2 separate regions of the Homo sapiens genome follow, and region 2 is linked to region 1. Evidence: chromatin contacts called from ENCODE Hi-C data. All regions are on one chromosome and are shown on one strand. The core of a region is the stretch at or near the end of the contact, and the rest is flanking DNA. Distances in the headings are between cores, read along the strand shown. Region 1 holds the start of DNAJC3 (DnaJ heat shock protein family (Hsp40) member C3). Region 2 holds the start of LINC01232 (long intergenic non-protein coding RNA 1232).

Region 1 (4,242 bases), core at 1,277-3,776:
CTACCTATTTAACAAAAATCCTTAATACAACACAATTTTATTAAGCCTCAGGCCTAGCAGTAGCACCATTTGCCTTTCAGAGAACTATGAGATTAGTGAATCCAGACACAATTTATTTGGGAAAACAGGGGCTAACGGTTTGCTAATTCAAGTCAGAGTTCTTACCTTTATATCCCTATCACCAAATCCAGTGTCAAATACATAGCAGACACCTAATTTAACTCCTCTATATAATTTATTACACCAGTGGTTCTCAAGTGTGGTCATCCAGGGTCTTTCTAGAAACGCAAAATTTCAGGTCCCATCAAGACCTAATGAATCAAACTCTGTAAGTGGGGTACAGCACTCTGTTTTAAAAAGCCCTCCATGTGCGATTCTGATGCACACTCAAGTTTGAGAACCACTGTATTAAACCTCCCAGGAAATAACCTTCTTGTTAATTACAAAAAAAAAAAAAAAAAAAAAGTGCTGATTTTTTTTCTCAGCTGCCATCACTTAAAAGTGCTTGGACTCACATGATGTTGTCAACTACTTAACTTCTGTCTCCAGCGTGCACACAAAATGAACTTTAGTAAAACCTTTGGAGCCTCAGTTCCCTGGTCTGTAAAGTAGGAATGAATACCACACGCTTTCGTGAATAAGATATGGCTTACAGAAAGGCTCCTTTCTTTCCTTTTTCTGTTACCTGTACTAAGTCCCTGCTATTTTACACAGACAATGGTCCTAAAGAAGACACTCTGGCACTCCTCTGAGAAATGTCACCAGTGCCTCCTACACAGAAAAGCTCTCAAATGTGGTTTTCTTATGGAAAATACCACAGGAGGGAAATGAAGAGTTAAGAGTCCTTACAGACTCATATACAGAACAGCAATTCTAAAAAGTAGTGGGAAAAGCAATCATTCAAAATTGTGCATCTCTGTAACTTAAAAAAAAAAATCACCATTAAACAGAACATAGGCAACTTTCTCTTAAGTGTCCAAAATAAATTATTAATGATAACTGGAGATAAATACTACAGATGAGGGATGGTGGGGTGCGGGGGCAGGAGGAATGAAGCTTTTGAAAATGCAAAAGAACTAGAATATATGACCCATATTAAAGTGGTACAGACCTTCAAATTCCAATCCCCTAGATTTTTCTGGGGGCAGCCTCACTGTCAAATTCTTTGTCCCAATGTTGCCACACTACGTGTTCTGATTTGGGGTTCAAAAAATATGGTTACCAGGGGAAGCAAAAGCAAAAGCCCATTGCTATGGGTGACACCTAAAAACTGGGGAGTACTACTTTAAAAAAAAAAGTTGAGAACTTTCAGAAGAATTCACTATAAACAATTCCCAATTTTTAGTTCCTCGCTCCCTTTGAATGGAATACTCAAAGGTTTAATTTGACCTCCTTGACAACTAGCCCTTTTTATGGGGATGAAAATAGATCAGTGCATGTGATGTGTCATTACACTCGAATATTTCGCACAGTAACCGCGCCAGAAGCATTCGTTAAATCGGCACTATCAACTTTAATTCTTACTCCTCCCCGCTGCCATCTAAGATAGGACAGCCCTCTATTTTCGCTATTCTGGAGTAGCCAACATTCCAGTCTGCAGGACTGAAGTGAAATTTAATCGTTCGTATCTTTTTAAGGGAACCTTTTTACAGCGAACTTGGAAAAGTAATGCCAGCCATACGTTGAATGACACCATGTTGGGAGTTGTAAAACCACAAACTCAGTGCCTGGCCGTCCGGGAGATGGAATTCCAACAGCGGCTCCTCATTGCACCAAACTAACAATTTCTCTACACGACAGTGCATCTTAATGGGGATGGTTACACACTTTTTAAATAGTCAACACTGTCCCCTCCAACTCCCAGCCGGACATGACACTCCTTCCCCACCCAAGAACTCCAGAGCGAAGGAAGTCTTTTGGCCACCTTAGTGCCTCCTCCCAGCCAGCACCAATGACTGACAGTGTCCCCAGGCGCCCAGCGAGGGTCCCAAGCGAGGCCAGGACCCAAAGGCTGCCCAAGTCTCCGCGTCCCAGGACTTCCTGAAGTCGTAGCCCGGTGCCCCCGCACCCCGCCTCCTCCGACTCCTGCGGCCCGGTTCCTTAGTCCAAACCCGCTGTCCCGGCCCCGCGGCCCGCCAGTCCCCTCGATTCTTCCCCAGACAAACCCGGAACCGGGCGCGGGCTCAGGCCCAAGCCAGGCCGCGGGCTCCCCCAGCGCTCGCCCCACCTCCCGAGCCGCTCCGGGACAGGCGCCCGGGCGCAGACGGGAAAGCGCGGGGGGCCTGGTCCGGGAGCCCACTTCCTGGCCGGGGCAGGGCAGGACTCACCTTCGTACTGCAGATCCACCAGGACTAGCAGGAAGGGGAATACCGAGCCCAGCCGGCTGGTCACGGAGCCGGGGGCCACCATGTCCGAGGGCTCGCGAGTGAAGAGGAGGAAAGGTGTGTGGCCCACCAGCACGCGCCGGCGCTCCGGCAGCAGCTGCGCCCGCCCGCCGTCGGCTCTCGCTCAGGCCTCAGTGGCTCTGGAGCCCAGCAGAGGAAGGCAGCGGTGGGCGGGGCCCGGGCGACGCTACGCCCCAGAGCGCCGCCGCCATCCAATCGCCTTCTTTCTGGCGGCTTTCCTCCCGGGCTCGCCGGGGTCGTGGTTCGCGCTGATAGGCTGCGGAGGCCGCCGCCCCGCCCCGTCCCTGATAGGATAACGTGGAAGCACGAGACGAGGCTGCGCCCGCCGGTCGCAGAGCTGTCAGCAAGCTCCAAACCGCGGCTGCCGCCCGGAGGGAAGCAGACGGGGAGTCGGTGGCGGCCGCCGAGTCCGCATGCGCAGGCTGCAAAGGCCCTTTTGGGCCGGTCCCGCCGCGCTAGGTTGGCGAGTGGGACTATTTGATCCTTTCCAGGTTCGCCAGCGTGGTGTTACGAGAGGAAAGCGCAGCCGCAGCGTACGAATGGGAAGGCCAAACACGGTCCCGGGGAGTCTGAGGGAAGCTGCAGGGCGCCTGGAATTGGGGTCTCGAGTGAGCCGGTAAAAACCGCCTCCCGCTGAGCGTCCCGGAACAAATACTGTCTGAACTGAGCCGTAAGCAAGAAACGGTCAGGAGAAGCTGGGGCGATCTGATGATTAGAACATTTCAGGGACTACCAGAGAGAAGTGCGTAATTGCTCTAAGGCAGGTAGGTAATTGGCCTGGAAACTTGGGAACGCCCCGCCCCCCACCCCGACTTTCAGCAAACCACCGTGCCCAGGAAAAAGAGCGATTGTGGAAGACCCTGTGAAGAAGAGACCAGGAAGGCACTGTGGCTTAAGAGAGCAAGGCGTTCCTGAATGCAGCCAACATCAACTGGTAAACAAAAAACTGTGAGAACGGATCCTGAATCTTGCGCTTACCAGGGGAAATTCAGGAGAGATATGAACCTGAGCAAGATGAGGTTGAAGTTACTCAATGCGGCATTAAGCCTGTTCACGGCCACTTCCTCCGGCGTCACCAACACACACACTGTACACCAGCAGTATTTTTACACGGGGTATGTGTGTTAAGTACTATCAGGTGGATAATTATTACTTCACCTGTATTTGCTGCCTTGATACCATTAGAGAAACTCATGAATTATAAATAGCATAGTGAATTTGTGATTCCCTGAAGATATACTAAGGTGGACTTTTAAAAAGGCTTCTATTCCAAAGGGAACTAATATGGAGGAAATGGTTTCGAGAAAGAAAAAAGAAAAAACGGAGTCCTTGATTAGTTGTGGGGAAGGCAACATAATGTAATGTGAAGAATAAAGGAGTCAGATCCAGGAAACCCCATAACTATTATGTAAGTTATCTTCATCTGTAAAGTGGTTAGGATCCTGATAGTCTCAAAGGTTTGTTTTGAGGTTTCATGAAGCAGATAAATATTCTTGTAAATTGTAGAATGTTATACCAGTGTTACTCATTATTCTAACAAGAGCAGAGTAGTGAAGAGAGGCTCCTTCAGAAATTCCTTGGGATTTTTTTTTTTTTGGCTTCTGTTTTTTTATATCACAAGGTAGTGTCTCTGAAAAATGGTAGATGATTTCAATGTCCACAAATATGCAGGTGTAGACATTCAATTGAGGTACTGTACCCAAGGCAGCCAGCAAAATGCTGAACATAGAAAATAACTTTGTAAACAAAATGCAATATTTCTAGACAGTGAGTTATCACCAGTGTGCTGCCTATGACCCTGGCCTTAAGGAAAAAGTAGCAGAGCTGAAGAAGTTCT
Region 2 (4,242 bases), core at 574-3,073, 3.8 Mb before region 1:
ACACTGTCCGCGGCACGCCAGTCCCTATGACAGAAAGCACCTGCGGTCTGTCTGGAGGCGGAGTTGGTGGCGGAGAGAAAAAGTTCTGGAGACACCTGGTTGGGAGCAGGCTAAGGAAACAAATGGGGAGGAATTAGCCACAAATCCTCAAATAGACAGCTACTCAAAGGCATCTTCACGGACAATTTCCAAGCATTGGATGCAGTGGTGCATTCTTGCATTGGGCAGTGATTGTGTGCACACATCTCTTTAAGGGAGAGTGGAAATGGGGTGAGGAGGAAAATGGGAGTAGGATAGAGTGTAGCGTTGACATTTATTTTCTTTAAAGGAAGACCCGAGCATACCTGAGAGCTCAGTGAAGAAAGTAGTTCTGGCGAATCGGATTAATATGGTATGATCAGCCTTTAGCAAGATTCTATCACTTTTCCCACTGATGATGTGAGACGGTGTCCGCGTGTGTAAGTGCACACACGTGTGTGTGTGTGTGTGTTGCATCTTCTGAGTATTTTTCAAGGAGAAGCTTTTTAGTGATCTGAAAAAGTCAATTCAGTTAGCCACTAGAGTTCAATCAAAAACTTCGGAAGAGTGCATCATCTTAAAGTACATAAGAGAGAATCATGACCTCCAGCTCAGAATTCAAGAATAGGCAGGTTTGTGAAATAGTAAGCTCAGAAAGTTGAGGGCCAGTGAACTCCTATTTCAAGTTCTTGCGGGTGTTTGTACTTTTTTCCCAGGTAAGGTTTATAACTTTCATCAGATTTTCAAAGGGACCTAGGACCCTGCAAATTGATCCATATAGTGGGGTAGCCAAGTTAATCAAGAGAACTGGGAAGTAGAAAAGAACGTTCATCTTAAGGTTGTTGTGAAGATTAAATCAAAAATGGAGGGAAAGTGCTGAGCACATAGCTTGGCCCAAGGAATGGCACTTTTTTTTTTTTTTTTGATAACAAAAACTAATCTGGTAGGGCCTGAGCAGAAAATTGTGCCTAGGTGGCTTCCCTTTCATGTCCTCTCCCTCAAATAAATCAACATATTCGCTGAACTTTGGGATAGGGAAAAATTGTAAAATATTCTGTATTTGGAAGTCATGGAGATTTCCAATATAACAAAAGGAAGCAGACGTTTTCTCCAAATATTAAGAGGAGGAAACAAAAATTAACATTTTTGCTCACTATCTTCTTTTCCTAGCACCACTGAAACTTGACCTTCGGCCGGCGCGGTGGCTCACGCCTGTAATCCCAGCACTTTGGGAGGCCGAGATGGGCGGATCACGAGGTCAGAAGATCGAGACCATCCTGGCTAACACGGTGAAACCCCGTCTCTACTAAAAATACAAAAAAATTAGCCGAGCGTGGTGGCGGGCTCCTGTAGTCCCAGCTACTTGGGAGGCTGAGGCAGGAGAATGGCGTGAACCCGGGAGGCGGAGCTTGCGGTAAGCCGAGATCGCGCCACTGCACTCCAGCCTGGGCGACTGAGCACGACTCCGTCTCAAAAAAAAAAAAAAAAAAACAAAAAAAAAACTTGACCTTCATTATATCTCACTGCCCTCATCCCAAACATTTCCTCTCCCAGTTTTCCAGGAAACGGCATCGCTGCCCATCTCTTTTCAGGCCCCAACCCTGGAGAAGAACCTAAATTTCTCATTTCCTCACTACCTACCTCCAGTCCTTCAGCAGGTCCCGTTGGTTGGGCTGCTAAACTATGGGCTAAATCCTTTCAGTACTTTCCATGCCCACAGCTACCACTCTGGTCCAAGCCAAATTCTTAGTTCCCCTGGACTTCTTACTGCAGTAGCCTCTCAGCTTCCACTCTTGGCAAAATCAATTTTATAAAACCTTGAAATCCCTTAATACCACTCGTCTGCTTAAACCTCGGCATCCCACATTTACCACTATCAGGAAGGATCACGTTTGTTTGTTTGCTGTCTCATTCCCCCATTTATATGTGAATTCCACGGGTAAGGGCCTGCTCCTACATCCCACACCTCTACATCCACAGAGCCTAGAGACCGCAGGCGCGGGGAAAGCACTCCACGACCATCACTGGCCAGGCCACAAGAGTGCTGGATCTAAATTTGGAACCGGACTTTCAGAGCTGAAATAAACCTGAGGTTTTCCAGGGGCTTTTAACCTCCTTTTACAGCCAAGGATGCGCCTAAGAAAGGGGAGAGGCTTCCGTGACTTCCTGCAGTAACGCAGCCACTAGAGATTGAGACTACAACGACTTGGGAGTCTAAAAGTCTGCAACCTTTTCCACTCCAGAGCTCAATGTTTCCTCAATCCCCCGGGATCGGCATCAGCAAAAACCCGGAGAAGCGGAGCCTTTCTCAAAGAAAATGACCTCCAGACTCATGCTACCATCTCGACCGGTGCAAGTATCACGCATGCGCAGGGCCGGCCGCCCGGCCGCACCTCGCCAACTCCTACTCGGACACGTCATCTAGGTCGGCCTGGGTCTGGTGGGAGGGGCCGGGGGCGGGGCTCGTACGCGGGGCGAAGTGGTCCCCCTACTTCCGGATCCGGCCTCACCTGGCCAACGCCTCATTCGGGGTTCCTTGGTTACGTGGCTGCGGTGTCTACCCGGTGCTGGGGCGTGGCGGAGAGAGACCGCCCCGCCCTCCACGCAGGCCACAAAATGGAGGCCCTGCCCTGTGGGCTTTTGTGGCCTGGGCGCTGTCGTGCCGAAAGACGAAAGTGACAATTCCAGTTGCAAACTGGAAAGAAATGGAGTTTTTCCTTCATTCTCCCCATGATCGTGACGGTCCTTTTCTCAAAGTACTAATACTTTTAATGGGACTGTAAAACTTGAGGGATATGACTCTCTCCTCTCCTCTGCTTCAGATTGCATTTGCCAACTCTGATTTACCGCCAATACTATGGTGCTGTCATATTCATAGAGACAGAAAGTAGAGCAGTGGTTGTAGAGAGAGTCTGCAGAAGGAGGGATGGGGATTTACTGTTTAATGGCATACGGTTTCAGTATGGGTTGGTGAAAAAGTTGGGATGAATGGTGATGACTGCACAACAATGCAAATATGCTAATGTCACAGAAGTGTACACTTAAAAATGGTTAGACGGTAAGTTTTCTATTATGTATATTTTACCACAATTTTTTTTTAAATGCAACAGAGTCTCGCTGTTGCCTAGGCTGGAGTGCAGTGGCAGGATCTCAGCTCACTGCAACCTCCGCCTTCCAGGTTCAAGCGATTCTTGTGCCTCAGCCTCCCAAGTAACTGGGATTACAGGTGCCAGCCACCACGCCCAGCTAATTTTTGTATGTTTAGTAGAGATGGGGTTTCACCATGTTGGCCAGGCTAGGCTGTTCTCGAACTCCTGAACTCAGGTGATCCGCCTGCCTTGGTCTCCCCCAGTGCCGAGATTACACGCGTGAGCCACCACGCCGGGCCCCACAGTTTTTTGTTTTTGTCTTTTAAATTTTTTTTAACAGCATTTGTGTCTTTTTTTCTTTTTCTTTTGTTTTTGAAACAGAATCTCACTCTGTCACCAAGCTGGAGTGCAGTGGCGCCATCTTGGCTCACTGCAACCTCTGACTCCCTGGTTCAAGCAATTCTCCTGCCTCAGCCTCTCCAGTAGCTGGGGTTACAGGCACGCACCACCCCGCCCAGCTAATTTTTGTATTTTTAGTAGAGATGGGGTTTCACCATATTGGCCAGGGTGGTCTCCATCTCCTGACCCCGTGATCCACCTTGCCTTCCCAAAGTGCTGGGATTACAGGTGTGAGCCACTGCACCCAACCTAAATGGCATTTGTTTCTTCCACTCCTCTCTGCCAGAATAATTTGGACAGCCTTTTCTGAGTTTCCCATGACGACTTCTGTATAAGATTGTCGGATATAGCAAATAAAAGTACAGTATACCCAGGTAAATTTTAATTTCAGATGATCAATGAATAATTTTTTAGTATAAGTACATTCCAACTATTACATGGGACATAAGGGTATTTTATCTGATCACCCTACTTTTGTGTCAAGTTAAAATTATTAGCAAAAGTGCTTCCGTTTTTAGGAAGTGCACACTGTACTCTAGTAGTTAGGCAGGAGAACAGGGTCTGCGAGCAGGGAACCTAAGGCCGTTTCACACTGACTTCCTAGAGCCATTTGGAAAGGAAAACCCTAACTTTCCACTCCTAAGTAACAAAAGGCCCAGAGGCCACTCCCTTTGCAAACCCCCACCTTTTCTGTGCCGCAGCTGGAAAATTGAAAGTGCCTCTGATTGGTTGCTTT

The links. A loop is a pair of places that touch in the nucleus more often than their neighbours do. Pooled maps may share reads with other maps.
Region 2: a loop to region 1 is called in a map of CD8-positive, alpha-beta T cell, with 8 times the contacts of the local background. The contact joins the promoter of LINC01232 here to the promoter of DNAJC3 in region 1. A Hi-C loop is called at or near these places in 2 of 168 maps with a recorded cell type or tissue (CD8-positive, alpha-beta T cell and naive thymus-derived CD4-positive, alpha-beta T cell) and 15 of 50 pooled maps.

Annotation. Positions count from the first base shown.
Region 1 is chr13:95,675,423-95,679,664 of GRCh38, reverse strand. DNAJC3 (DnaJ heat shock protein family (Hsp40) member C3) reads right to left here and starts at 2,526. Exons shown (of 12, transcript NM_006260.5): 1 at 2,328-2,526. The coding sequence starts at 2,409. DNAJC3-DT (DNAJC3 divergent transcript) reads left to right here and starts at 2,740. Exons shown (of 2, transcript NR_132117.1): 1 at 2,740-3,813. RefSeq lists silencers at 2,146-2,235, 2,466-2,705 and enhancers at 2,346-2,395, 1,742-2,588, 3,226-3,325, 2,589-3,436.
Region 2 is chr13:99,496,887-99,501,128 of GRCh38, reverse strand. LINC01232 (long intergenic non-protein coding RNA 1232) reads left to right here and starts at 1,823. Exons shown (of 5, transcript NR_110731.1): 1 at 1,823-2,443; 2 at 3,793-3,880. It overlaps LINC00449 (long intergenic non-protein coding RNA 449), which reads left to right and starts at 66. Exons shown (of 2, transcript NR_133664.1): 1 at 66-734; 2 at 1,189-1,406. RefSeq lists enhancers at 2,230-2,349, 2,360-2,569.